Regions from separate parts of the Homo sapiens genome. Here region 1 is linked to region 2. A link is an interaction called in ENCODE POLR2A ChIA-PET data of the cell type or tissue named here. Cell type or tissue: Caco-2. All regions are shown on one strand. Each heading gives the region's core, and the rest is flanking DNA. Links, peaks and the distances in the headings are about the cores only.

The links. ChIA-PET counts read pairs that join two places held together with the same protein. Peaks named below come from ENCODE experiments on the same cell type or tissue, not always from the same donor. Only the 100,000 strongest peaks of a DNase experiment are listed, where the experiment ranks them.
Region 1: POLR2A ChIA-PET joins it to region 2 with 11 read pairs; 2 of 35 experiments call an interaction of 5 or more read pairs at or near these places.

The regions. Positions count from the first base shown.
Region 1 is chr10:52,490,281-52,506,076 of GRCh38, forward strand. No RefSeq gene overlaps it. Among named protein-coding and RNA genes, the nearest start is that of LNCAROD, 28 kb to the left of the region's middle. RefSeq lists an enhancer at 8,896-10,095. In Caco-2, for the core only: no CTCF peak of the experiment used is centred there; a DNase peak (open chromatin) is centred at 9,141.
Region 2 is chr10:52,562,170-52,577,965 of GRCh38, forward strand. All of the region lies in intron 1 of LOC124902426 (a long non-coding RNA gene), which reads left to right. The region is part of intron 1 of LOC105378305 (a long non-coding RNA gene); the gene reads right to left. Among named protein-coding and RNA genes, the nearest start is that of LNCAROD, 100 kb to the left of the region's middle. In Caco-2, for the core only: a CTCF peak has its summit at 5,008 (motif pointing left); no DNase peak of the experiment used is centred there.

The sequences.
Region 1 (15,796 bases), core at 4,949-12,948, 71 kb before region 2:
TGGTTATTCTGCTAATTAGCCATGCGATCTTGATCATTTAAATTCTTTGTACTTCAATTTTTTTTCATCTATAAAATGGAGATACTAATTATGCTTACCTCTTTGTGTAATTACGAGCATTAAATGTGCTATTATATGTAAAATTGCTTAGAACAGGACCTAACACACAGAACATTTTTAGTAAATGTTAGTTATTATAATTGCCTTTGTTATTGTTGTTCTATGCATTGTGTTGTATTCTTTACCAAGTAGTGATAGGTTCCAAGACAGTAACATTGTTTGAAATTGTTACATAGCTTAGTAATGTAGTGAAAAGGAAACATGCTGAAAATATTGTTATATCTGAGTGTGTAAACAAAAAGAAGCCAAATTTTAAACTGCATTCTAATATAACTTTTATTCTGACAGATAGTTTAGAACTTTAGATAGTCTTTCAATAGTTTACTGTCCCTGTCTTTAGGTACAATACATGGATCTTAAACTAAAATCAGTTTTGGAATCTGTATCTGACACCTTTTTGTTTTCCCTCTCCTCCTGCTCCCTCCTTGCTTCCAATTACCTGCCGATAAATGGTTTTAAGCATAGTGGCAGGGTAAGACTGATAGCATTCTGGATGAAACAGGGATGTGTAGGCCATGAGAAACCATAACCTTATCTCACTAGTCTCTTTCTCCTTCACAAGGTTGACATTTAATCCATACTGGCTAAGAATTGAGGAAATCACTTTATATTGAATTTCTTATTGGATATCTAAATTTTTATCAAGATCAATGGCAGTAGTTGCAATTTGTTGTTGATATACTCACATTTCTTTGCCTTATGAGATCTATTTCAAATATATGTCCTTTAAATTTGTATATTTACCTAATTGAAACAAAGCATGCATATAATTATATGTCTACAGATTCCAATTTTATAATGTGGACAGAGTGAGTAAGGGCAGCAATTTTATGTGAAATTGTTTGTACATTTTGTAATAATCTCCGCATGTTCTAAAACACAGAAAAAACATAACCAAAGAAACAGTAACTGAAGAGGAAATGCATTTGTTTAATGCATTCTATTATCTTTGATTAAAACATTCCTTCCTTATGATGTGGGTAATTAAGTATTTATTCAAAAAAATAAAGATAAAACATCACTTCCAGTTTCCAGAATGAGCTCATTTTTTTTTTTCTAGTGAGATTTTTTATGAATCATCCCAGCAGTTTGCCACGTTTAGGAGCTGGAGGATTCACTTGCCATTCCACAGAGTTCTTCTTCTTTTTTTTTTTTTTTAGACAAGGTCTTGCCCTGTAGCCCAGGGTAGATTGAAGAGGGGCGATTTTAGCTCCCTGCAACCTCTGCCTCCTGGGCTCAAGTGATCCTCCCACCTCAGCCTCCCAAGTAGAGTAGCTGAGTAGTTGGGACTACAAACACACGCAGCCACACCCAGCTAATTTTTGTATTTTTTGTATGGATGGGATTTCACAATGTTGTGCAGGCTGGTCTCAAACTCCTGGACTCAAGCAATCTACTTGCCTCAAAAGTGCTGGGATTACAGGTATGAGTCACTGCGCCTGGCCCAAAGAGTTCATTAACGCTTCTTGATCTAAAATAATTACTCCTTTCTTCTCTTGGACAATTCAAGAAAAAAAGATATATAGCTATTCATGAATGAAAAAAAAAAGCTTCTCTTATCTTAGGCAGTGAGACATTAAGATTTATAAAACTATATACTCCCATCCTGAGCTAAAACCACAAACAGTATTTTGACATAACTGTGCTAGAAGGAAGGAAATTGGGAATTATATTCCAATGGTAATAACTACTATTATTCTCAAAGTATGTTCATACCTCTACAATTTTATCTTTACAGACATATGTTAGCAGAGACATATTTGGACCCAACCTATATACTTTTTCTCTATAAAGCATTCAAAGAACAATGTGACGATTACAGTTGTGTGGTAAGAAATATTAATATAAAGAATGTATTAACTGTAAATTGATTGTTAAAGATATTTTACACATTGTGGTTGTTATGTTGTACAAATGTCAAAAAATAATCTTGGGATAAATTGCTTACTTATAATCACTTGATTAATTGCAATTTTTTTGTGTGTGTCAGATATGCTTTTATTTCATCCTGATGACTAGCTATTCAGAGATAAATGTAATGCTTACAGTACCTATATTATCCTAGATTTCTTTCTGGTTTACTTAATAACATTTTAATTTTTAATATCTATTTTAAAAATTTTACTCTACTTGTATCTTTTAAAAGACTCTAATTCTTCCTGAAAGCAGAAATGTATAGTAAAATAGGAGAAATCATTCTTACATGATATGGTTTTACATGATATCCAGAATGCTGCTGGCTTCCAGTTTTTTTGTTTGTTTGTTTGTTTGTTTGTTTGTTTGTTTTGAGATGGTGTCTTGCTCTGTTGCCAGGCTGCAGTGCAGTGGCGCGATCTCAGCTCACTGCAACCTCCGCCTCCCAGGTTCAAGTGTTTCTCCCCTCTCAGTTTCCCAAGTAGCTGGGACTACAGGCACACACCACCACGCCTGCTCATTTTTGTATTTTTAGTAGAGACAGGGTTTCACCATGTTAGTCAGGATGGTTTTGATCTCTTAACCTCGTGATCCGCCTGCCTCCGCCTCCCAAAGTGCTGGGATGACAGGCGTGAGCCACCGTGCCCAGTCACTTCCAATTTTAAAATAGAGAATTCGACTGGCTAGGCCAATGTCTCTTTGAGTTCTCACACTAAGTTTTTCTTGTTGGGTAGTTGAATTAGAAGAAGTTATCCTAGGAATTTAGGTTAGGCATGGTGGCTCACGCCTTCCATCCCAGCACTTTGAGGGGCCAATGGGGGCAGACTGGTTGAGCCCCAGAGTTCTAGACAAGCCAGCCTGGACAACGGTGAAACCTCATATCTACAAAAATTACAAAAATTAGCCAGGCATGGTGGCACATGCCTGTAGTCCCAGCTACTCAGGAGGCTGAGGTAGGAGGATAGATTGAGTCCCGAAAGTCAAGGCTGCAGTGAGCTGTGAAGGTGACACTGCACTCCAGGCTGGGTGACAGAACACTGAGCAAGACCCTGTCTCCATTAAAAAAGAAAAAAAGGAAAAAGAAAATTTCTTCTAGGAATCTAGTCTCTAAATACACTTATGGGTATTTTCTCATCTACTCTTTCAAATTCTGATGATTCCTTTTACAACTCAATAGTAGATTAGGACAGAGTTTCCAAGTTATTCAACTGAGATAGAATTTGAACATTATTCATGATTTTTGGCTAAGACAGTCTAGGCAGAGAGCAGCTGTGGCAATCAGAATTCTTAGCAATTGCCTGACTACTACTAGTCTGACAGAGATCTTCCTTTGGCCAATGATTTCTCTTTTCTCTCATCTTCATTTTCTTGCCTCTCCTTTGCACTACCTCCATCCTGTAACCCTAATCAGATCGTCCACAATTCCAGAGCCCCAGTTCCTTTTATAATATAATTATATATAATTATAATAAAAGTTACTTTTTAAATTGAGGGCATACTCTATTAGAGCCACTCTGCTAACCATTTTGCATGCATTACGATGCAGTCTCATGTTTTATGGATTGAGTGACCATGTGTTCTGTTTTTCAAGAACAATTCTATTTATCTTGATTGTACTGGTATACTTAATCATAGTGCTCCCTTTCATTCTCAGAAGTGACCTGGTTAGGACAATAACCGATATGATCATTACATATTTTATTAGCTTCCCAGGGCTGTTATAACAAATTACAAAACACTTAGTGGCTTAAAACAATAAAAATTTATTCTTTCACAGTTCTGGAGGCAACACGTCTGAAATCAAGGTGTCAGCAGGGCTCCCTCCCAAGGCTGTAGGGGAAAGTCCTTCTATCCCTCTTCCAGTTTCTGCTGGTGCCTGACTCTCTTGATTTGTGACAGAATAACTCCAGTCTCTGCCTCCATCTTCACATGGCCTTCTCCATGTCTCTGTGTCCTTTTCTCTTCTGTTTCTTATAAGGACACTTTCTCTTGGATGACAATGACAGATAATCTTTCTAATCCACATAATCTTATCTCAACATCCATCCTCACCTTACCTTAACTTACCTTATCTGTAAAGACCTTCATTCTAAATTAGGTCACTTTCTGAGGTTTTAGGTAGACATATCTTTTGGGGGCTATAATTCAACCAATGACCTATAGATACATGTAGTAAGTTTTTAAACTGGCATATTAAAAATATGCCTTGTTAAAATTGCCTTTGAAAAATATCTCCATATCTGTGAGGGATTGCTTCCAGGACCCTCACTAATAACCAAAGTCTTAGCATAATCAAATGCTGTAGCTGGCGCTGCAGAGCCCATGGATACAAAAAGTCATCATTCCTTATACGTGAGTTTCACATCTCGAGAATACTGCACTTCCCACCTGCATTTTGTTGCCAATGTGGAACCTGACAATGTGGAGGCCTGACTGCACTTATTGAAAAAAAATCCGCCATAAGCGGGATTTGAACTGCCCATTCAGTTCAAACCCGTGTTGTGTAAGAGTCAACTGTATAAAATAATTTTTATTCACATTAAAATTTGAAACTGCTTGGTCAAACTGAACAAAACATAGCAAGAAAAGTCTTTGTTCAATTTAGAAAATTTAAATAATTTATTATGACTTTAAGACAATAAAGGTAAATTTCAAGCCTTGAAGGGGGAAGCTTGGAGAATTAAAAAAATATATATATATTCCTCCTTGCCTCTACTGTGTTATAGTAATCTTGTTTAAGCTTAATATAATTAACAAATTCTTGTTCCAAGAATTACATATGATAGAGAAATCTCTTCTCAGTTGTATCTCATTTGAGCCTCATTTTAATTCATAACTTATCCTCACATTACAGATAAGGAATTCATAGCTTAGAGATAAGTTTCCAGCAACAGTTCACATTTAGAAAGCTGTAGAACTAAGATTCTAGTTCTGATGGCAAAACAGATTCTCTGAAATACTATGTCACTGATAGCAGTTAATAATTAGATTAGATATCATAATTACAGATACTATAGCTTTAGTATAATAGATAATATAGATATAATTGCATGTAATTATTAGATAATTAGAAAATCCTTCTAATAACAAATGCAACAACTTTTAAATTAGTTTATAGATTAAAAAGGCTATAATTCATGTTTAAAAACAGAATAATACCAATACAAAGATAAAGTAATTCCTCTAGATTCCTCAGTTCATGTGGAAAAATCACTACGGGGAATTTTTATGCAGATAATTTTTCTACGCATTTACAGGTACATACGTACATATGTACATACACATGTGTGTATTATACATATAATACACACATATATCTTTTATATGTATATTATATATAATACACACATATATCTTTTACATCTTATACAAATGAGATTCAACTTGACATAATGTTCTGCAACCTTTTCCACTTGATGAATAGCTTGTCATGTAGATCTTCCTTATTCTTTGTAGCTGCTACTTACCATAACTTTTTGGGGATGTTTTCTATAATTTAGTTAGATGGCTCTTTTTTTCCATAAGTTATTGAGGTACCGGTGTATTTGGTTACATTAGTAAGTTCTTTAGTGGTGATTTGTGAGATTTTGGTGCACCCATCACCCGAGCGGTATACACTGCACCATATTTGCAGTCTTTTATCCCTTGTCCCACTCCCACTCTTCTCCCCAAGTCCCCAAAGTCCATTGTATCATTCTTATGCCTTTGTGTCCTCATAGCTTAGCTCTCACACATCAGTAAGAATATATGACCTTTGCTTTTCCATTCCTGAGTTACTTCACTTAGAATAATAGTCTCCAACTCAACCAGGTCGCTGCAAATGCTATTAATTCATTCCTTTTTGTGGCTGCATAGTATTCCATTACACACACACACACACACACACACACACACACACACACACACACATATATATACACGCCACTGTTTCTTTATCCACTCATTGATTGACCAGCATTTGGGTTGGTTCCATGATTTTGCAATTGTGAATTGTGCTGTTATATACATGCATGTGCAAGTATCTTTTTCAAATAATGACTTCTTTTCCTCTGAGTAGGTACTCAGTAGTGGGGTTCCTGGATCAAATGGTAGTTCTACTTTTAGTTCTTTAAGGAATCGCCACACTATTTTCCTCAGTGGCTGTACTAGTTTACATTCCCACCAGCAGAGTAGAAGTGTTCCCTGTTCACCACATCCATTCCAAAATCTACTATTTTTTGATTTTTTGACTATGGCCATTCTTGCAGGTGGTGTCGCATTGTGGTTTTGATTTACATTTCCCTGATCATTAGTGATGCTGAGCATTATTTCAAATGTTTGTTGGTCATTTGTATATCTTCTTTCTGAGAATTGTCTATTCATGTCCTTAGCCCAATTTTTGATGAGATTATTTGTTTTTTTCTCGTTAATTTGTTTGAGTTCATTGTAGATTCTGGATATTAGTCTTTTGTCAGATGTATAGATTGTGAAGATTTTCTCCCACTCTGTGGATTGTCTATATACTCTGCTGACTGTTCCTTTTGCCATGCAAAAGCTCTTTAGTTTAGTCAGGTCCCAGATATTTATCTTTGTTTTTACTACATTTGCTTTTGCAAGTGTTCTTGGTCATGAAATCCTTGCCTAAGCCAATGTCTAGAAGGGTTTTTTCAATGTTATCTTCTAGAATTTTTATAGTTTCAGGTATTAGGTTTAAGTCCTTAATCCACCTTGAGTTCATTTTTGTATAAGGCGAGAAATGAGGATTCAGTTTCATTCTCCTACATGTGGCTAGCCAATTATCCCATCACCATTTGTTGAAAAGAGTGTCCTTTTCCCACTTTATGTTTTTGTTTGCCTTGTCAAAGATCAGGTGGCTGTAAGTACTTGGGTGTATTTCTGGGTTTTCTATTCTGTTCCATTGGTCTATGTGCCTATTTTTATACCAATACCATGCTGTTTTGGTGACTATGGCCTTATAGCATAGTTTGAAATCAGGTAGTGTGATGCCTCCAGATTTTCTCTTTTTGCTTAGTCTTGCTTTGGCTATGCAGGCTTTTTATTGGTTCTATATGAATTTTAGAATTTTTTTTTATAATTCTGTGAAGAATGATGGTGGTATTTTGATGGGGATTGCATGGAATTTGTACATTTCTTTTGGCAGTATGTTCATTTTCACAATATTAATTCTATCCATTCATGAGCATGGGATGTGTTTCCATTAGTTTACGTTGTCTATTATTTCTTTTAGCAGTGTTTCATAGTTTTTCTTGTAGAGGTCTTTGGACTGCATCCAAAGGTATATTTCTAAGTATTTTATTTTATTTTATTTTATTTTATTTTATTTTATTTTACTTTTTGCAGCTATTGTAAAAGGGGTTGAGTTCTTGATTTGATTCTCTGCTTGGTCACTGTTGGTGTATAGAAGAGCTACAGATTCGTGTACATTAATTTTGTACCTCAAAACTTTGCTGAATTCTTCTATCAGCTCTAGGAGCTTCCTGGAAGAGTCCTTAGGGTTTTCAAGGAAAACGGTTATATCATCAGCAAACAGTGACAGTTTGACTTCCTCTTTACTGATTTGGATGTCCTTTATTTCTTTCCCTTGTCTGATTGCTCTGGCTAGGACTTCCAGTACTGCATTGAAGAGGAGTGGTGAGAGTGGGCATCCTTACCTTGTTCCAGTTCTTAGAGGGAATGCTTTCAACCCTTCCCCATTCAGCATTATGTTGGATGTTGGTTTGCCATAGATGGATTTTATTACATTAAGATATGTCCCTTGTATGCCGATTTTGTTGAGAGTTTTAATCATAAAGGATGCTGGATTTTGTTGAATACATTTTTGAATCTATTGAGATGATCATGTGATCTTTGTTTTTAATTCTCTTTCTGTGGTGTATCACATTTATTGACTTATTATCATGCTTCTTGGTGTGGATCTTTTGCTAGTGAGTTCTTATCCATTCTGAGGTTCTGTATCTCTTAAGCAGAGCATTTAGGCCATTTGCATTCAATGTTAGTATTGAAATGTGAGGTACCGTTGCATTCATCGTGCTCTTTGTTGCCCGTGTACTTTGGGTTTTTGTTTTTTGTTTTTGCTTTTTAACTTGTATTTTTGTTTAATAGGTCCTGTGTGATTTATGCTTTAAAGAGGTTCTGTTTTGATGTGTTTCCAGGACTTGTTTCAAGATTTAGAGCTCCTTTTAGCAGTACTTACAGTGGTGGCTTGGTAAGGGCAAATTCTCTCAGCATTTGTTTGTCTGAAAACAGTTGTATCTTTCCTTGATATATGATGCTTAGTTTTGCTGCATACAAAATTCTTGGCTGATAATTGTTTTGTTTGAGGAGGCTGAAAATAGGGCCCCAATCCCTTCTAGATCGTAGGGTTTCTGCTGAGCAATCTGCCGTTAATCTGATAGGTGTTCCTTTACAGGTTACTTGGTGCTTCTGCCTCACAGCTCTTAAGATTCTGTCCTTCGTCTTATCTTTGGATAAATCAGGGATATCCTCTTAGTGTGGATTCTTTGCTGGTGAACTAGTATGATTTTGCGGGGGCGTGTTGAAGAGCTTTGTTTTGTTATATTACCAGGGTTGGTTTCTGGTTCCTTCTCATTTGGGTAGGCTCTGTCAGAGGGAAGGTCTAGGGTTGAAGGCTGTTGTTTGGAATCTTTTGTCCCTCAGAGTGTTCCCTTGATGTAATACTTTCCCTCTTTTCCTGTGGATGTGGCTTCCTGTGAGCCGAACTGCAGTGATTGTTGTCTCTCTTCTGGGTCTAGCTACCCAGCGAGTCTACCCAGCTCTGGGGTGATATTGGGGTTGTCTGCACAGAGTCCTGGGATGTTAACCTCTATGGGTCTCTCAGCCATGGATACCGGTGCCCATTCTGGTGTAGATGGTGGGGGGTGTGCAATGGACTCCATGAGGGTTCTTAGCTTTGGTGGTTTAATATTCTATTTTTGTGTTGGTTGGCCTCCTGCCAGAAGGTGGCACTTTCCAGAGAGTATCAGCTGTGATATTATGGGGAGGAACTGGCAGTGGCCAGGGCCCTAGAACTCCCAGATTATATGCCCTTTGTCTTCCACTACCAGGGTGGGTAGGGAAGGACTATCAGGTGAGGGCGGGGCTAGGTGTGTCTGAGTTCAGCCTCTCCTTGGGCAGGTCTTGCCGCGGCTGCTGGGAGGGATGGGGGTGAGATTCCCAGGTCATTGGAGTTGTGTATCTAGGAGGATGATTGCTGCCTCTGCTGAGTCATGCAGGTTGTCAGGAAAGTTGAGGAAAGTCGGCAGTCACAGGCCTCACCCAGTTCCCACGCAATCTGAAGGGCCGGTCTCACTCCCATTGTGCCCCATCAATAGCCCCCAGACCATTTCCAGCTGGAGAGCGATACAGGCTTGAAAACATACCCCAGGCTATCTGCCTCCCAGCTGTGAAAGAAAAGGGCTTGGTTCTTTCCCTGCCTAAGGAGTCTGCACACCGGATTTACATCCTCCCCCGAGTGCTGGCCAGAAGGCTTCTCACCTGTTCAAATTGTTACGAAGTTCAGTTAGAGATTTGCTTCTCCCTGTGTAGTTTTACCCCCTGCTCCTCTCCCGTTGGATCCCTGTATTGCCAGGCAGGAATGGCCTGCTACAGGACCCCGCGAGCTCCCAGGGCCTTTCTGCTGCTTTCTGTACCCCTGTATTTCACTCGGCTCTCCAAATGGACTCAGCTCCAGGTAAGGTCATAAACTTCTCCTGCAAACAGACCTTCAGCGTCTCCAGTGGGGGTGTGTGTTTGGGAGAGGAGGGTCTCCCTTTCCCACTTCTGCAGTTGGGGCACTTAGAGTTTTGGGGGGTCTCCTGGGTCCTTCAGGAGTAGTCCACTTCCTTCAGAGGGTCTGTAGGTCTTCTCTGGATTGCTGATTTCTAGATGGCTTTTATAAACAATGCTGCAACCAACATGTTGGTACACATGTATTTGAAAATATGTGTGCGATAGCTTGAAGATAAAGTCCTTGAAGTAAAAATTCTTTGTCAAAAGGCATGCTAATTTGAATTTCAAAAGATATTGTCAGGTAAGTAATATGATACTTTTTGAAGCAAGAAAATTCATTGCTGGAACATTTATACTTGTTATAAATTTTTAATATATCTAACCAAATCAGCCTTATTCTAAATTTTAACCACTGTTTCTGTTTCTGCCCTCTGGAAGAACCACCACCGCAAAAATAAGTATTTGCCTTTGTAGTATAACTTACATTGAAATACTTTTAAAAAGGCTCATCTAAATATTTTTCTCTTCATGTAGAACATTCTCAGTTTTGCAACTATTCATCTTCGGAACAGTTTCAGAACCTTTATCTGACTGTTTATAATTCTCTGACTTTATCTGTGTCTTTAAGTGTGCTGCTTTCTCCCAGTGCAAAGCCTTGTGAAAAACTTGCAGAGATCTCGTTTGCAATTGATGTGGTCCAAGGAAGAGCCCTCACAAATTCTTACTTCATCTACCAGGGTGTGACAAGACACCATTTCATTTGTTGAATTTTTTTTTGAATTGGAATGAATTAAAGATACATTGCCTTGTCCTACTTAGTATGATAGGAAACAGATTATTTTAGACAGAAATTTTAATGAGCACATGCTATATTTTAGTAAGTTTTTTTTTCTTATGGGTCACAAATGTAATTCCTCTAGATTCCCCAGTTTGTGTAGAGAAGACACTACAGAGTTTTTATGTAGACTAGAAGTTTTTCTATGCATTTATAAGTACATATATTATGCATGTAAAATACACACATATATCTTTTACATTATCTTATACATAATGTCAAATTGAATCTCATTGCATAAATATTAATAAAGGTTTTTAAATCTTTGTATAAAATAAGATTTATAAATCATAAAATGAGATTCAACTTGACATAATGTTCTGCAACCTTTTACACTTGGATCTAGTATTTTTCCTGGGAATTAACATTATTCTTACTTTTTCATAGTTTCTGCAATGTATTTGTTCTCTTGTTTAGAATATCAGAACTTTCTCTTCCAATTTTCTTCGCCATTTCTCAAATATTTGTTCAAGATCACCTCGTACGGCTTTATGATCATTAAAAAATTATTAACAGAACATAGACATGGAAGGCTGTATGTTCTATGGAGTATACTCTGGGGAGCATCTTAAGGCCATCTTTCTAATCAAGTATATATGTACTATGGTTGCTGCAAAGCTGCATTGTAAACATGGAACATAAACCCACAGAAAGACTTGTGCAGAGCGCTCATAGAAGCCTTATCTACAATATCACAATATTACTAGCCAAATGTCTGTTGACAGGTGAATGGATACACAAAATGTGATATATCCATATAATGAAATAATATTAAGCAATAAAAAGTCTATTTAGTACTTGAAATATGCTAACCTGGATCTAGACCCTAGTCCGAGATGGACTAACCTGGACCTCAACCTGAAACATTTTGAAATGACCTGTAGCCTCTTGCTGTCTTCTCCACTCAGCTGCTCTTCTACTTCACTTGACAACTGAAAGATGTTTGCGAATCCCTTCAGAATTTTCTTTTTTATTGTTTGTGTACTAATATACACCATGTTCTGCAGTGGTGTTCTTTTTCACTCCAACTATTATAGGTTTCATCTGAATTTTTAAATTTTGCTTTTAGAAAATATAGGACTGCGTAGAATCATGGTAGTCTTTTCTTTGAGAAGGTTATACATTCTTGATATACAATATCTGAAAAAACCAGAAATAGCTGTGATAAATTACCATGTTTCTGATTATTCAGATGGGTCAGTGGACTATTACAGACTCCAAAGCATCAGAATTGTTGGATGTTTTAAGATTTGCCTTTCATTTATTCTGTGACTCTTTAGGAAAAAGTACCAGAGATAAAATATGGGCATTTATGTAGCAGGGCTCACTCTCCTCATATCACAGGACACTACAATTATGGTAGCATAAGGAGTATTCCTCTTTTTTCCTTTGATTATAAATAATGAGTGCTCCTAGAATTAGAAATAGAGAAATGCAAGAAGCCAATGTTGTTAAAGATGGAATGACTGAAATAAAAGCACAGGAAACTTAAAGTCAGTGATATGTTATAAGTATTGAGGTACTTTTTACATCTTTTATGTGACCTTGTAAACCCCTTGGCAGAAATTCAAACCTTACCACTAAAGTCTGCTAACTTGAGAGAAGAGTGAAAATAAACAGGTCCTGAGGTATCTTAAAGAGTTAGCTAGACCTCGCCTACTATAAGCATAAATTTTGGTATCTAGAGCTTTCCTATTACGAAGTGATTTAATTTTACTTTATACATATAGTATTCCTATTGTTTTAATATATTTAAAGTCTAGTTAAATTTTTATTTTTTCCTTTCAAGCTTCCTGGTAAAACTCTTAACTCCAGGAAGATGGTCCATATTTTAAAAACAGCTTTGTTGGCATACAGTTTATAAACAATTAGCTGCATTTATTAATAGTGTATCATTTTATAAATTTTACATATGTAGGCATCCATGAAATCATCACAATCAAGATAATGAACATACTCATCACCCTCAAAAGTTTATTTGTACCCCTTCGAAAGTTTTCCCTTTTACCCTTCTCTGTACCCCTCCCTGCAAGCAACCACTGATCTGCTTTCTATCAGTATGTATTAGTTTCTATTTATAGAGTTTTATATAAATGGAATCAGGCAGTATTGCTCTTTTCTGTCTTTTTTCCACTCAGCATAATAATTTTGAGATTCATTAATGTTATAGCTGGTATATTCATTCCTTTTTATTGTTTAGTATTATTTCATTATATAAATATATCACATTTTGTGTATCCATTCATCTGTTGGTACACATTTAGGTTGTAATTTGGGGATATTATAAGTAAAGCTTCCTTAAACACTCACACACATGTCTTTCTATGGACGTATGTTTCATATTTTTACTGTGGCTTTGTAGCAACCATAATATACATACCCTTGATTATAATCATGGCCTTAAGACACTCCCTAGAGTATATGCCATGGAGCATAAAGCCTTCCATATTGCTTATGTTCAGTTAATAATTTTTAATGAAGAACCGAATGAATGATGATGTTGGAGAAAAAATAGAAAGGTGTATCACATAATGAAAAGGAACCTCTATTGAATTGGAAAATCTTGACTCTAACTTCTATCTCACCATATAGTATTAAGCAAGTTACTTAATTTCATACACCTTAGCTCCCTACCTGTAGAAAGGAGATAATACAGGTATGTGATCTTTTTACCACAATTAGTACCCAAATCTTTGAAAATCAAAAGATTTTTGATACTCATTTGGTAGAAAAACTTGACCAGACCTATACTTATTTATTGGAAAAGTCTGACCTGAACTGATGAGAAGCTAGTTATAGTGTTACTGAAATACCAAGGGTTTGGCCTAGGTCCTACGCTGCTTGCTGAACAGAAAGCCAATCACTGAGATGATGAGTATTGTTGGAGAAGGAGGCTTTAATAGGGTGCTGCAGCCAAGAAGGGAGCTCAGTCTCAAATCTGTCTCCTTGATGGACTAAAATTAGTGGTTCGTATAGCAAGGAAGAATTGTAACCATGTGTGGGAAAACAGGAACTAGGAATGGGTAAGGAAGAGGAGTTGGTTAATAGGAAGTAGGTGGTTGGTTAGACAATCATGATGGGTAAGGGATCTGCCCTCTCATTGTCCAAATGCAGTGGTCTGATACTATCTGGGAGGACTGATGGTTGATTTTCTGAGCGAGGAACTCAGATAAGACAACTGTAATTTTCTTCAGTTTTAAGACTGGGAGGATCAGTTTCTATGTTTATTCAAAGAAACCATAAACACCAGCTCTATGGGATTCATAGAGGTTTGAGTCCCCCATTTCTATTAATTTCTCAATCATGGAGAATCTGGCTGTTGATCTTTTTGGCTGCTTCATGCTGAGGAGGGGTGTTGTGAGCAGCTCCATACCACGAGTAACCATGCGGCCACTCAGGAATCAAAAGTTAATCTCATCCCAGTTTTCTCCTGAAACACAATCTTTCTCTTTCCAGTCTCCTACTTCCATTAAAGTCAAATTACAGCAGGACCAATCCTCCTGCAAAGTAAGCTTCCATCTCATATACTTGGCCTGATTACCCACACAATGTGCAGCAAGAATCATTGTCTATATAGGCTCTCTTAAATTGGCTTTTCTGTAGCCTCTCACAAGGCCATTTCAGTCAAAGCCCTGGGAAAATACGTTCCTCCAATTGTGTCCCATTGTTTAACAAAACAAAACAAAACAAAAACGGATTCTTACTGAACTCTTACAGCCAAAAACATTGCCATGAATTAAGAATATTCACAAACAGTTTACAAATTCTGGATAAATTAGGCAGAGAGAGAGAAATATGTCCCAAATTCTGTTTACAAGAGTATACTCTACTCAAGCATTAAAGGTTGTAAATAGCTCAGCAGGAAAACAGTTCTCCAGAGTCTGAAGAGTCAGCAGTGGTTCAAACAACAACAATAACAACAAAGCCATTAAAATGATTTTAGTTCTCCATCAGTTTAATCCATAAAATCAACTGCTGCTCTGCTTCATGTTGGGTTAGCAATCCTTATGAACACATTAGCCTTTTAATTAGAGTCCCGGAAGTTTTCTCTCTAATCCAATGGCATAATCTATAAAGTTATAAGAAACCAGTGTTCAAAAGTCCTTTTCATGAACTCCTTAAAAGAAGTAAGCCCTGGGCTGTAGCTGATTATAAGTCACCTTGAGAAGAATTATTGGGGGAACCATCCCCCAATATTTCAACATAGGTTCTTTCTATTTTCCCTAAGTGTTGGCCAGTCTGAGAAATAAAGAGAAAGAGTACAAAGAGAGAAATTTTACAGCTGAGCATCCAGGGGTGTCATCACATATTGGTAGGACCATGATGGCGACCTCAAGCCACAAAACCAGCAGGTTTTTATTTGGGATTTTAAAAGGGGAGGGGTTGTATGAACAGGGAGTAGGTCACAAGGATCACATGCTTCAAAGGGCAATAAAGATCACAAGGCAAGGCAAAATTAGAGTTACTGATGAGGGTCTGTGTCCCACTGTGCACACATTATCTTGATAAATATCTTAACAGGAAACAGGGTTCAAGAGAAGACAGCCAGTCTGACTAGAATTTACCAGGATGGAATTTCCCAATCCTAGTAAGCCTGAGGGCACTGCAGGAGACCAGGGCATATTTCAGTCCTTATCTCAACTGCGCAAGACAGACCACTCCCAGAGCGGCCGTGTATAGACCTACCCCCGGGAGTGCATTCCTTCCCCAGGGCTGTTCCTTGCTGGGAAAAGAATTCAGCGATATTTCTCCTACTCACACATCCATCTATAGGTTTTCTGAGAGAAGAAAAATATGGCTGTATTCTGCCCGACCCCGCAGGCAGTCAGACCTTATGGTTATCTTTCCTTGTTCCCTGAAAATTGCTGTTATTCTGTTCTTTTTCAGGGTGCACTGATTTCATATTGTTCAAATACATGTTTTACAAACAATTTGTGCAGTTAATGCAATCATCACAGGGTCTTGAGGTGACATACATCCTCAGCTTACAAAGATGACAGGATTAAGAGATTAAAGTAAGACAGGCATAAGAAATTATAAGAGTATTAATTGGGGAAGTGATAAATGTCCATGAAATCTTCACAATTTATGTTCAGAGATTGCAGTAAAGACAGGCATAAGAAATTATAAAAGTATTAATTTTGGGAACTGATAAATGTCCATGAAATCTTCACAATTTATGTTCTTCTGCCACGGCTT
Region 2 (15,796 bases), core at 4,217-12,216:
TATTTTTTGCTTTTGTCTCTGAGAAAGAAGTACCCCAGTGCCTTGGCAAGGTGAACCTCCCCATCAGAATATTATTCTCAATGCAGTAGCTGATGTTTTCTTAGTGACTTTTTGATGTTCCATCTTCATTAGCTCCTATCCTAAACAAAAATTTTCTTGATCCCACTTCCTCCTCAATCTACTATTCTTCTTTACAAACTTCCTGTCATTTATATTTTGTGCTTCTTCTGCCTTAGTAGTATTTATTCCTTTGCAGCCAGACTTTCAACCAACCCCAGCATTTTCGTATGTTGTCCGTGAGCTCAGCCTTGCTTAAAACACCTGTCTTATGAGCAATTATTTCTTCCCTTAATTCAGTGATCAGCTTGCTTATCTTCATAAGTCCTTGCAATTGTGACTAACATTGTCTTACACATATAGTAAGTGCTCAATACACTTACTATTTAATAAATAAATTGTGTTATTTTTATATGTTTAGGATTTTTGTCTTAATTATTATAAGGCATTTCAAAGTATCTTGCTGTGTGTGATTTCAAAGTAACTTAAAATTAGAACAGGTATAAAAATCAAACCTATTTGAATTACATAAAAAGACTGAGAAAAAAATATAGCCAGAACTGGATTCTTTTAAGATTAAAAGGATATTCCATGTTTTCTTTTTAAATCATGCCTACATATTTTATACATCATAAATTCATTGTATTTTTAATTCTGTAAAAATGTAAGTTTCTTAACTTTTCAGTATTATGGGAGTTATACAATTCAGAGATTCTTCAGAGAAAGTAATTTTGGTGAAGTTTCAATCTCCCTCTTTTTTTTCTATATTAAGAAGCTCAGGAAAGAAGTTAATTTTAAATATGAATACCCTTTTAACTTTAATTTTATATTTATCTGCACATTCTCTCTTTCTCTCTTACTCTCTTTTCTTGAGATGTAATTTACTCACCATCAAATTGACCCTTTGTGTGTGTACTTTATGTATATTAACAAATGTATGCAATCATATCACCACCACCACAATCAAAATAGAGAATATTTCTATCATTCCAAAAAGTTCTGTTATGTCTCACTTATAGTCAATATCTCCCCTCTACCTTGCAGCCCTTGACAACCCTGATGTAAAAATATAAATGCCTTTTTGTTTCTAAAGCACATTTGGGGAAATTTTACTTAAGATGTAAGTATCCCTGTTAAGTCAAGAATTGAATAGATACAGTTTTAACATCCTTAAAATGTACCTGCTAGCATTATGCTGTAAGAAAGATACTTCAGAAAACAAAATTTAAACAAGTAATACAAAATACTGTTACTTCTGTGATTATGTGATATAACATTCAGTCTATGGTTGAGAAATTGCCTAATTTATGGCATCAAGCTCTGTGACTCACAGAGTAGCAGGGGTTGAAAAACACTTTTTCATGCCTCGATGTTTTTCTCTTCTTCTTTTGGGCAGGGCTAGGGGCAATGAGTTGATTTCAGCTTCAGTAATTTTTTTCTTTTTTCTTTTTTCTTTTTTTTTTGTCTAAGCAAAAAGTTTTCACTTGTCCTAAAGTGATACAGTAGTGATTCATAAGTTAATATGCCTGACAACTGAAAATCACAGAACATGTCAAATTATACCAAAGATTGGAAGAAAGAGACATTTTTAAATTGAACTTAAATATTCAACTAAGGATATGTTTTGTCCTTTTAATGACCGGCATATTGGTGGGGAAGGGTGTTAAATGGAAGTTTTGGATAGTGAAATTAATTGCCAAAAAAGACATACTTTGGGATGGCATGTCTCTTTCATATGCTTATCTTTGGGAACTGTCTGCCATATACCCTGTAAAAGGGAAGAGATTACTATGTTTATAGCACAAGGTCCATTTTCCTCTGAGCAGGTCTAATGGGATTGGGGTAGATCTAATCCAATGTTTGATCAGTCACAAATCAAATTATATTTTATCACATTGAAATGAAGTAGAAACTACAGTCAGACAATGGTGAGATCCAGAAAACCAAAGTTCACATACTTAATTCAACTGTGTTAGATGCCTTTGAATATTTTCCTTTTTAATCGATATTTTCCTTTTTTGATTTATGTGAACAGATTTTTCCTTCTTCTTCTCTGACACTACTCAGTCGCTGTGGTTTGCTCCATATCCTCACTTCTTATGTGTCTATTTTGTCTTTAGTTCTCTTCTTTTCTTTCTCTATAGTTTTGCCTTAGCTTAGGCAAACTTTCTATTTCAGTACTTATGTGGATAAGTCTCTATCTTTGGTCCTAAACTCTCAGTAACTCTAGATCTCCAATTTTCCAGCTTCTTCATAAATAGCTGTTTGTAGATTTCTCACAAGTATCTTCAACTCACCACGCTCTTAAGAAATCTTCTACCATACACGTTAGTTGCTTAGTACACAAATGCTTAATTGAATTGAACTGTGATCATTCACAGTGGAAAGAAAAATGGAATGTAAGTTTTTGAATTGGGCCTTAATGGCTAATTACTGGAAAAGAGGAAAGAGGAAAGAATCTTCCAAATGTAGAGAAGACAATGAGGTACAAAACCAGGTATAAACATTATAAAGTCCTAGAAGAGTGAGACTGGCCTGTCAAGGATAGAAAGAAATTGGTGGGAAGTAAAGTTGGGTAGTTAAGAGTGGGGCAAAATGTGGCAGAATTTGAAAGCAGAGAAGTTTAAACTTGATGTTTAAAACAAAATGGTATTCCTTAATGACTTTGGAGTAGAAGATATAATGGGCATTTGTTGGTTTCTTATCTGGCCTTCATTCTTTGCTCCACTCTTTCTAACAGTTTTTAGAATTTCATTCTTCTGAATGGAGTCCGTATGTTTAAATAGAAAGTAACTTCACCTTTAACTTCAGGGGTCAGCATGTGGCCTAAATTTCTCCAGCCAGAATGAACCTGAGAAATTCTGTTCAGAATCATTTTCTTGTGTGTAGAACTGTCCCCAATTTGTGCTATAGCCGTGACATAAATATGCTAGAAGACAGCCAGAAAAAGCTGAGAGAAGGCTAGGATGATCTTTATCTCCCAGCTAGAAAATATTTCTGAAAATTTTGAAGTATTAAAAAAAATTTTCAAAAAAGATAATTTTTGAAAAATACTAATAAACATTTTTGGTATAATACTATTCATTCACCTATAAATCACTTTACTTGGAGGGAACACAAAAGGATTATTATATATTATGTCTTATCTTGGGAAAACACAAATGTACTAGGTATGATTCCACATGTTCAAGAAATGAAATATATTGACCTAAGGAATTGCATTTCTTTTAACGCTTCTGTAAATCTTAGTGTTAATAGAACTAAATGGAGAAATGTATTAACTCCATTTTTATTTCCAAGTCTTTAGTGTTAATTTTATTTCCTTTCGTGTTACACTTTTGTCTTAAGAGTTCACAAAGTTTCTCATGATCAGTGGTGTTCTGGAGCTGGCACATATAACCTATCACATTAAAAATCAAAGGTAATAAATACTCAAAACCCAGCACTTCCTAAATATTGTATACATTTTAGTATCACCTATGTTGTCTAGGTAATTTTCCTTACTGAATCTATATGGTAGCAATAATACATAATCATGAGCTATTGAGCATCTCTTCTCAACTCTGTTCAGTGATACTGCATTAGTAGTTTGAAATGGGTCATGGTGAGAGTATTCATATCACTTAACCCACAGAGCAGGCAAATGCTATAAATCAGGGCTTGATTAATTGTTTTGTTTATTGTCTTTATTTAAGAAAGTGATACAGGAAACATTAATAATGCAGATTAAACTTAAAAGTGAGTCATGTCTGGAGACATTATACTGTGCAGCACAAAAAATTGAGAAAATAGTTTTCTAACACTTAAAAACTGTTACCTGATTCAGCATATACATCACTCACATAATAGATGAAGGAGGAAAGTTCTGACATTGGTCTTGCTGTTTCACGTTTATCTTTTTAAAATTTTTACTTGTTGTTTTGAGACAGTCTCACTCTGTTGCCCAGGGTAGAGTGCAGTGGTGTGATCACGGTTTACTGCAACCGCCGCCTCCTGGGTTCAAGTAATCCTCTCACCTCAGCCTCCCAAGTAGCTGGGACTAGAGGCACCCTTCACTACACCTAACTAATTTTCTTTGTATTTTTTTTTTTTTTTTGGAGAGATGGAGTCTCGCTATGTTGCCGCACTCGTGTCAAATTCCTGGCCTCAAGCAATCTGCCTGCCTTCACCTCCCAAAGTGCTGGGATTACAGGCGTGAACCACCGTGTTAGGGCCACTTTTATCTTAATGGGTTAAAAAAAATAAAAAAGGAAAGAAAAATCGCAGCCAATATTCACATCAGAACCACATGTATTTGTCAATTGCAGCTATGGGTTGGCTATGATTACAAGAGTTAGGAAAAATCAACAAAAGCTTACACATTCTTATATACTCAAAAGTTATTACAAGATGATGTACACACATACACACACGCACCCTCTTTTGTTTTGTTTTGTTTTGTTTGTTTTATTTTGTTTTGTTTTGAGACCCAGTTGTTAAACATTTACCAGCACTCCACTGGCTGCAACTTTCTATTTCATTTTCTATTTCATTGATTGAAGGTATAATTAGAAAGATAAGAACTTTTCAACAAAGCTTAAGATGTCTTCAGTATGAGAAAGCAAGCATACATGGGATCATTTTCTTGTAGAAATCATTGTAAAGCTTCAACTGCTCTCCTTGACATATAGGAACAGTAAGAACTTGACGCTGTAAAGCATTGCACAAAAATCAACCTTCCTACTGTGTAGCTGAAAGAAATTGCCTTTGGTAGTAAACAATAGTGTAGCAATAGCTAAATATTTCATGAAGAACTTTTTGTTACTTTTAAAAATTGATAAATATTTGTCAACTTGGAAAGAGTCCAAGAAATACAAACTATTTTTTTTACTTTTCTGCTTGATTTTGTTTCTTGTTTCCTGATATTTTTATACCATCTACCTCCTCTATGGTAATTCTGCCCCCTGCTGGAAATGGGTAGATGATAATTTCCCCCCGACTAGGAATTCAAACTATTAAAATACTGTAAAAACATTTAAAAAAAAAATAGAGAAACATTTTCTTAGTAGTGCCCTCAGGTCAATGAGCTTTTCATATAACAGTACTGTATTTGTCATTATAGAAATTAACATTTATCTTACATCTCGTGGTAAGAGATTTATGTTATTTCTCCCATTAGGTTGATGGAGCTCGTACTTTCTCCCTCCCCGGAAATTTGGTACAGTGCTCTGAAACATTTTAGTACTTAAATATACTACAAGAGCATTAACTTCCTTGATTTTAATTTCTTTCCATTTTGAAACATTTCTTTTTTATAATTATAATTTCAGATAGTAGTCATTGTCCTATTAACTAGTAAGCCTATTTCAAGTGCCTACTATTTATCTAACTCTGTGCCAAAGGCTGAGGGATTTTTCCAACATGAGGATCCTGCAGATGCTTTTCCTTTTGTTTCTTCTAAATAATTGTCATGAGCATATGGACACACTGACTGATCAGATATAACTAACCCATCAGGTATCCCTTTTTCCTTCCCTTGTTATAAACTTAGAACGTATGTTGTGTCTATTCATAAGACCATCTGATGTTCAGTTTTGAGTTAGACTCATTCCTAACTCACTTAATGTACAAATACTTCTTTCTGTTCATTTTTACCTATTCCTAGTTTATATCAATTTAAAATGTTTTATTTATCTTAGAAGTCACTTTAAATCCTTTTGAAAATAAGATGAAGCCAAAGCATAAAAATTAAATTAAAATGTTGGGGGACGGCTACCCAAGAAAAGTTTAGGTATAATTTGTATTCATATGGAGCTTGCAGAACACCTAGAAAGCTGCCATTTATAACCCATCATTTTAAGTCACATTTGCTTATGGCTTCTTGGATGGCTTCCTGGTCCCTTTTTTTTCTCTGGAAGCTTGATAGCAGCAGAAAGTCAGAGCCAACAGATAACTTAGACCAAAAGTTCTAAGCTGGGAGGTTTGTTATAAATGTCTTCCATATAACACTAGCCTCCTAGGCCATTTAAGGCTAGAGTTCAATTAAGCAAAATTTAAATCTAAATGTCAGTGTGGTAGAGAGGGATCCTTACCATAATCTGATTTATCGCTTGGTTATTACGATCATTTTGTTCTATTCTCCACCCTGGACTAATGAAAGACTATTACCATAGAGCCATGACAAGTTTTATTCTCTTGAACTGTCTAGCTTTGTTACTTTCCCTTGCTAATAGTCACTTACTGAGTCAGAGATGCTGCAGACATTGCAAATAGAATGATTCCTCATATGTCACTAGGGATACAGTTTTCTGAGATACAGATCTAGCAAGGGCATGAGAAAGAGAAGAAAGCAAAAAAGAAATCATCTCTGCTAATTCAATTGTGGGTTTCCTTGGATCAAAGACTACCTATTACAGCATACCAAGTTCAAGACTATTCATAGGATGCTGGAGGCCCTCTCCTCATGATTTATATTAAGCACTATACATGGTACACATGTGGCCTCTATGGAAGTATACTTAAATGATTCTTTTTTATCACTGGCAGACTAAGGAATAGCATACAAGGAGGTCTCGTTCTAGTGATGCTGTTTAAGTACTAGAAGGTCAGAGGAAGTGAAGAAAATAAATAGACAAAAGAAGAAAGATGCATATATTGAACAGCAAGTAGGACTAAATCTCAAAGGAGCAAATAAAAATTTCTAGCAAATGACATAACTCCATTTGAATATACAGCCAACAATTAAAATGTCAGGGAATTTGGTTCCCAGGGTTTTAAAACAAAGGGGAAATACTCAAATATCCCATTGGTGGGCATTAGGATTATTTTTAAATGACTATTTTTACCTCTGGTTAAGAGAACACACTTCACTGGGGAAAAATAGGTGAAAAATTGTTGATAGGTATCATTTTCTCAATTCTGCTATTCAATAAGTAATGGCTACAAATTTTAGTATAAAACATATGTGTTCAAAAAATCAAATTTTCTGTATTTGTTATAACTTTACTTCTATTTCAAGCCTATGTTGTTCCATTAGTGGCAGACTCTTAATCACAATCAGTTTAAAATAATCTCGTTGTAATCGGAGTTTCCTCAGGCAACTGAAGCCACCCCTCCTTCACCCAAACTTTTCCCTAGGTCTAGTGTCTAAGTTCTAGGATGTTGATAGACAGCAAAGGCATTGAGAGCAGGAGTGGAAGGGGGAACATAAATCTCCCTCAAGTCATTTGTATACACCAGCATCAGCTGAGAAATTCTTATCCCACCTCTGTTTGTCAATCCAAGAAGATCTCTGCCTTGTCTTCCTTATTCCAGAAAAAGTCAGCCATGTGCTTCTCATTCCACAGCGTGGGCTCTCCAGCCCTGGGTTCTCTCATCCATTTCCATATCCTTCTTGGGTGCATGTGGACATGCGACCTCTCCAAGGTAAACAGAGTTCAGAGGAACCCTATGGGGCTTGTCTCTTCCCAGCCTCTATTCCAAAAGTGATATATAGGACCACCTGACTTCAAAACCCACAAATAAATCTGGTGGCTCTAACGTTCTCCTTCCTACTTAGCCTGAAGGTGTGGGGAAGGGCAGGAAAGCCTTTATAGAGAAAATGAAAAGCCGACATCTAAATATTGTTTTCCCTTTGTTCTTAACCAGCTTGGTTTAGGTTCTTAACCTTGTGGCAGGGTTTCAGCTGGGAGAACATAAGGAAAAATGTCCTTTATTATTTAAGGTATAAGTTTTATGCCCCATGTCTTTTCTAGACAATATTTTATTTCTCAGAACAAGAAAATTGAAATTCAAAACCCAAATATTGACAAACATCTCCCATCTCTCTTTCTCTTCAATGTCGTCTTTCTTCCCTTAGGTACTAAAGATGAAATGTTATAGCTATCCAGGTTGAGGAAAATGCAGTATTTGTTAAAAAAAAAAAAAAAAAAGCATCTCAACAGATCATACAATTATCCATAAATTGTATTGGAATCTTTCTCCTTTTCCCCTTCCTCTCTTCCCTCCCTTTTTTCTTTCTCTTCTTCTTTTTCCTCCAGCTGTTTTTCTAATAGCTTGTTCATTGTTCTTTATTATTGTTTTTGGTTAGAAAGAGAAATGAAAGGTGAAAATTACATCAACTGATGTACTTTGGATGAGAACCAACAAGGGTCAGATTATTGACTGTAATTTTTTGTGCTTTTTCATTTAATTATTTTCTTTGTATTTTTCTGCAAATTTCACCAGGATAATTTACACTGACATTATATGAGCTATTGGAGTTAAGCGTTTAGCTTTTACATTTTGAAATCTGCAGAAAATGTACTAACTTTTTATAAACACTACTGGAAAAAAATTAAGTCTCAAGATCTCTTTCAGCTAAATGAGAAATCAGATAAATGATTTTAAATTGCAAGCTCAGGCTCAGTGCTATAGATACATTGTTTTGACTGCCTAGAATCCTCCTATTCTGAGAGCTGCCACTTCCCCTACCCACATGGGTTATTTTGTACTTGTTCCAAAAGTTGGTAGCTGAGCAAATCTGAGCCAACTCTAGTCATTTCCCTGGTGACAACTAATTGGACCAGGAATAAACAACTTACCCAAGTTGGACTTGTTAACCTCTCTTTGAAAATTTAGAATCAGAAATAGGATTCCAGGTAAGTCTGAGAAGAAGATAAAAATTGGGTATTGGTCGTATTTTTGTTCTACTATATAACACAGATGACAAAAACAAAAACCAAAAAAAACCACCATTACTCATGAATAAACAAGCAAAACAGAAAAAGCAGAAACAGAACAGAAATCCTAAGGGTGCTGGAACTCTTGGTTTCAGTTGTTCCTGAGGCTCAGTTTAAATCTGGATTGCACGTTTATGAAAAACACTAGTACCTTCATTATGAAGTCCTCTTTGGACTTAAGTTTGAGTTTATGTTACTTGCAACCAATCAAGTCCTAACCAATACTCTCCAGTGCCTTTTATGTCAGACTAATTCAGATGGACTATATTACCATACTGCAGAAGGAGCAAATGACTTGGGGTATTTCTCACCAGTCATGTGAAGTCATTTCTCTATCCATGTGGTTTCATTTAGAAATTGAAGCACAAGAAGAAAACCACGTGTTTATAACTTCAAAACTCCAAAAGGAAAATTTATTCTTAGAGACTTTTAAATAATAAGAGAAATACTAACAATGAGACAAGCCTATCTTTACTGAATTTAGAGTTTGACCAGTCAATAGTTTAAAATATCAGAATTTTTGTCACCGTAGCTGGGAAAATTCTGCTGAAGGCTGGAGAATGAATATGTCTGTGCTATTTAAAATAGGTTTTCTGGAATAGACAGTTTAGGCTCTAAAAAGAAGAAAGCAAGTCTTTGTCTACACTTATGGCTTATTCTGTTTAATTAACTCCTTTTCTCCAGAAACACAAATTCCAGCTTGCCCAAAAAAAAAAAAAAGAAAAGAAAACCATAAATCTATGTAAACTGCTGACTGACATAACTTAAACAAGGTAGTTAAAATAGTTGAAATCTCAGCTGTGTGACTGGGGTAAATTACTTAATCTCTCAGTGACTCAGTTGTCTTCTCTATAAAATGAAGATAGGATAGTTGTGAGTTGTAAATGAGTTAATATATGTAAGTCACATATCATAGTGCTTTGCACTTAATGTACACACAGTAAAAGTTCAGTTTATGTTAGCTACTATTTTCTCAAAGAAATACTAGAAAATGGGGTTTTCATATAGAGCTTTTGTTATCCTTGGTGGAAAGTTAATTTGGACTACGATTAGCACTTATACAAATGGGTCTTTCGCAATACTCCATTTATCCTTGTCTCTATCAAGATATTTACAAATGAAAATAAAATAAATTTTTAAATGAAAGAAAATAAAGCAAACTGAATGTAATTTTTAGGAAGAGAAGGGGCTGCCACAAAGTCTAACAATGACTAAGTGGTGAAATTCCAGCATATTTGGGAATGCGCCCTTATGTAGTAGACTTATACCGTACTGTTTTCCTCTCTTCTCTCTCTTTCTTTCTTTCGGTAATGGAACCCTTATTTCTTGTGGAAAACATTCTACATGATCTAGTTGGGAGTGAAGCTGAATCTTCTTCTAAGCCACAGGGTGGGCACATGAGACAGTAAGAATATCTGATCCAGAGCTCTTAGGGAAGACACTCCCTGTAATCCGATGTCAAAATTTGGTTGTCAGCCATCACCCAGCAACATAAAAAGAGTCATTGAATAGAAAGATATAATATCCTAATGGAATTATGTGACACCTTGGATCCCAGACATACTAAAGAAATGTATCCCTGGACTTTCAGTGATATGCCCTCAAAGGCTGTCAAATATTTTTGTTTAAAAAAAGTTATGCTGTTTTAAGTAGGAAGTTAATCACTTGCAACTGAAAAGTTTCCAACGATTACTGCTATTTCTGTGTTACCTTTCAGAAGCTGAAGGGTAGACTCTATACCCTGCTTCCATAAGAATGGGATCCATTTTGATTGTTTCTTCTTTTCAATGGAAAAAAAGCAAGTATGCATTCAGGTATTATTTTTTACCCAGTCCAGTTAGAGTTATAGTTTGGAATATTAGTTGACTAGAAAAGAATAAAAAATATCAGGAAATAGATTTTAGGCTGGGGCAGTAGCTCACGCCTGTAATTCCAGCACTTTGGGAGGCCGAGGTGGGTGGATAACCTAAGGTCAGGAGTTCAAGACCAGCTTTACCAACGTGGTGAAACCTCATCTCCACTAAAAATACAAAAAATCAGCCAGGTGTGGCGGCAGACACCTGTAATCCCAGCTACTCGGGAGGCTGAGGCAGGGGAATCGCTTGAACCCAGGAGGTAGAGGTTGCAGTGAGCCGAGATAGCACCATTGCACTTTACCTAGGGAACAAGAAAAAAAAAAAAAGAAAGAGACTTTAATGGAGAAAATCCTTAACAAATTAATATCAATTTTACGTTTACTATAGTCAAAGATTGAAGATATCTTTAAAAGGTGTGCTGTAGAATGACAATTTACAAATTCATTCAGCAGGAGATCATGTAGACATGAATTACCTGCTCTGCACTGTGATCATAAAACATTATCAAAGTTAGTTTTTAGATCAAGTGGAAAAGTTTTCTGATATTTCATTCAAAAGTACACTGGAGTTTATCTCTGTGCCCAAAAATATTCTTGAAGATGAAATACAGGGAATTACAAATAAATTTTGAACTGAGAAAGTGGAATGAGAAATAAAAGAGTAATTCTCTAATTTCCACTCTATCCCCAGGCCTATGCCCCTCCCCTTCACAATAAGTAATCCTAATTCCAGCTGTATGTGTTGGACAAGGAAGGGACAGGCGGGTGGGGCTGGTGACTAAAAGCTTTTTAGAGTATCTTGTAAGATTGTCTCTTGGAATAGTTAGAAACTTCCCTCTGCCAGAGGATTTAGTATCTGCCCCCACACTATGAAACATTTTGCTCTCCACCCATTCATCTTCTAAAAATCGTTGGCCTTAACACAATCTCTATTGTTAAGATATGGAGACATAGATTGCTGTAAATACCTCCCCAAAACACAGTGAGATTATGGCAGAGAGGAAATTGAGACCTCTTTTTCCCTAAGATACTACTTCCTCTACAAGACTTGGTTTGCTCTTGCTTTCCACACTTTGTTGTTTCTCAAACTTCCTTGTGTGCTCAGATATCCAGAGGACATGGGAAAATATAATTAACTGGGAAGACTGAAGTTTGGCTATAATTATCAATTTGGGCAATCCATTGTGGCAAGAGCCATGCAGGGTATACAAGGTCTTATACAAAACAGTCTTTTAAACCTATATTAAGTTCCACCGTTTCCACAGACTTTCCTCAGTTCTCCAAGTTTTTAACAATCTCTTCATTTCCCAGAACTACTAGAGAGGTTGATTACAAATGGTCTTATGATAGTCAATGTTTTATTGTGTATAGGATTTTCCAATATAAATACAGTATTCTCAGAGGAAAGTACATGACTTCCTTCTACATAATTTATTTTTCCATGATACTTCATATCGTTCTGGTTAAGTATATTTGTGTGGAAGAACTGGTCAGTTGTCTTGTATATGTCAGTTAATGGTGATTTCTCAATTTAATACTCATAGTTTCTTTTGCATGTTTTTATTAAGCTTTGCAAAATAGCACAAACAAATGTACTATTTACAGTTTCAGACCAAAGTATACTCTCCTGAGTATTCACATACCTAATAAACCTAATTAGTAATATAAAGAAAACCAGTATTTAACTAAATAACTTTTGTAGCACAATCATTCCACTTAGATAAATAGTTATTTGCTAAATTACTCAGGTAACAACCTGGTTCTGAGTTTCTTCTAGAGAGGAAAGAGGGTTACGGGGTCAAGATAGAGAAAGGAGGTGAGAAGTTTATATAGGAATTACTTTAAAAGTAAAAGTAAATTAAATTCTCTGAAAAAAGGAAAAGAAAAGCAAAAGGAAGGATAAGATAAAAGGGAAATTACTGATGTGTGCAAAAATATGCATATATTATTTTCCGGTGTGTCCGTGTGCAAACACATGAGAGAAATACAAGGAAATCTGTTTCTTTTTATGGTTGACTCTTCTATGTGTAGTGGGATTTTCTGGTTACATCTGAGCTAAATATTATGGCACATAGCAGAACACAGTAGTTATTGCACATGATTGTCTGTGAAGTGGGTGGGCAGGAATTTTTCATTTCATAAATCATTTCAGCTTGCTGCTCTAATTCCACAGCACTGGGAGACTAAAAAAAGCTCAAGAGGGAAAAAATGTGTTTTTCCTCTTTTTATTCTTAGTCTACCCCTTCCCAGTGTGAATAGATCTTTAGTGTTAATGATTAGGTTTTTTTATAAGACATTTCAAAATATCTTTATTGCTCTGCTTTTGAAGCAAATTATTATGTTTTCCCATTCTATTTTCTTTTTTGCCGGGGAAATTTAGTACCAAGGCAATCAGACATACAGTTTCCTTCCTTTATTTCTGCTTATTTATAGCACAGTCTATATCAATGAAATAATGCTATATTATTTTCTTGCTGATTGCTTAATGTTCACAGTTCAAAATTCCAGCCAAGGTCCTGAAGTGGTTTTACCCTTATTTAAGATTTCCTGCTGAAAACATTCTATTACAGCTTTGCAAGTAAGTACCTCCCTGGCCTCAAGTCACTATAAAGGTAATTTAGTAATTAAAATAAACACCCTTTGCAAATCTGTTTCCTCCCTTCTGGGAGACTAGGGAAGTAGTTTCCATCATATTTCAGGTTTCTCCCCATTTTCCTTAAATGATCAGCCTTCAACCAAGAAGTTACTTGGTAAGTTGTCTGTAATGTAGCTCCAGGGCAAACACAAAGTGTACATTGTGGGAAAATAAAGCAAAACAACAACAACAAAACACAAATAAAAAATGTTTCTCAACAGCTAGAGTCCATGAGCATAGTTTTATAATTTGCTTCCTGCTCCGGTAGGAAATTTAAATCGGTTCTTGAAACTATGTAGTTATTATGATTAATCAAAATCTATAGCTGTGGTGCTCTGTCTGAAGCCAGGAACTCCTGTGCCCCACTCCCTACAACAGTTAAAAAAAAAATTTTTTTTTCCTAGCAGAATAGAGCAGCGTTTAAAAGCAAAATTAAGAAAAAGGAAAAGGTAGTATATGCTAATACTGTCTTCTCACCTAGCATTTTTAGAGGTCCCTCACATTTATTATTTATCTCATCTTTAGAATTGGCTAACAGAAAGTAGCATGCAGATATCAAATGAAAAGAATACACCCTTTACACTTAAACAAAACCTTTTAATTTGCCATGCTAGTACAAAAATGGAGAGAATTGCAGTTACATTCTGTTAACTTGGAAACAGGATCTTCTTTTAAGTCAAATTTTGTTGGTTTTTAGTCAATAGGTTTCTGATTTGATTTTCATAAAAATTTTGAGTATTGTTTTCTCTTAATTTCTTCCGAAATTGTGCAAACCAAATTACATAGTTAGCCACTGTCATTTAAGTTAAAAACAATTCTATGAAAACAAATTTATTACTACTATATGGTTGGGTTTTGTGTAAATCTTCCTATACTTCTTGATTTTTAAAAATAGATGTGAAAATTAAAGCAATACAAGAGGTAGTCCTAGTCCAGATAAAAGAGATACAGAAATACTGATTCAAGCAGAGAGTTATATTTCTGAAATACTTCATTTTCCCCAGTGTAGATAGTCTGTGTAATAATGGGCTTGCATTATTAAGGGTGAAAAGTATTGATTTAATAATTATAACTCAAGAGAAAACTAAAAAATCAGGTGAACATAGTGCTGTGTTCATTTGCACTGCAATCAATTCTCCAAATATTCATTTGATAAATTACACAATAAAAGTGAATGAATAGTCCCAGGTTAGGTTAGGCCCAGTCAAAATTGTCTGAACATAAACAATAGAAAGTATCTTTCAGTCTCTCTGGTGATAAGTCTGTGACATAGGATACCAGATCTTCCAGTTGCTTAGTAGAAGCGAGAGTCAGAAAGATATGGAGACCCTCTATGGATTGTCTCTTGTGCCTAGCTAACTGCCTTCTACTCCCACAACTGATTGTCTTGTGGTTTTATTACATATATCAACATATCTCCCCTTTATCTATTCTGGTTTGATATGGATCTGTTACTTCCGAGAAAAGGGTTCTAATAAAACACCTATTAATGTATATTTTAGTGGACCACGTAAACAGAAATATATATTATTAATATATATTATTCTTATGGCACATGTTAATTCTAAATTAAGGTTCTGGGTACCCCTGGTATATGGTCTCACTAATAGGAAACAAGTAACAGGAACTATGAGTTGTGAGAGGAAAATAAATATTTTTTTCACATATAATAAAACTTTTGGAGAGCATATTTTTATATTCTTCTTTTCTTTCCATAGAACTTTTTTCCTCTTTCGTAACTACAAATTTTTCCAATCCCTTTCACACCAAGGCAAGCATAAGCACTCTAGTTACTGTGATCTAAAGACTGCTTTTTTACAAAAGTGCTGAGAAAGCAGAATAGACCAGCGTTTAAAAAGCAAAATTAAGAAAGAAGGAAAAGGTAGAAAATAAGTGATGAGAGAAGGTAGGTAGTAGACATATTTCCTGTGAATGATTTTTTCTTCAGAATTGCTGCAAGGTAGATTCAGTCTTATGCTGCTCATTTGAGGTTTCCTTTGCTACCTTTCCCAGTTCTGGCCAATTTGTATGTGTATATATTTGCCTAAGTGTATCAGGGTATATCCAGTGGAGTTAGTGAGAAGGGTGAAATGATGTCCTAAAAAACTGAGCTACCACTGTACCATTGTAAAAGCCAACAAAAATGCTCTGCAGTTGTTTTGAGTCAACAGTGCTCTACAAAGTTTACCAATGCCTGTTAACTTTCACATTCTCTTAAGATATCAGGCTTGGGGGAAGCAGAGATTTGTCCCATGATCCTCGGTGATTTTAAACCCTGTGATTTTGTTCTTCTCCAATCTCTTGCTAAGCTTAATGGAACAACATTGAAAGCAAATTCTATCTTGAAATATTTTGCTTTAATGTTTTTATAATTAGACTGCAAATTATTTGAGATTAATGAGGCTATAATTCCTCCTAATAAGAGTGGTTGTAGTAGTAGAGGCCATGATAGTGGTCACAGTTATTAATTGTAAATAATAGTAGTAGCTACCTTTTAATGAGCACTTATTATGTACCAAGCACCATGCAAAGAGCTTTAGGTAAGTTTAA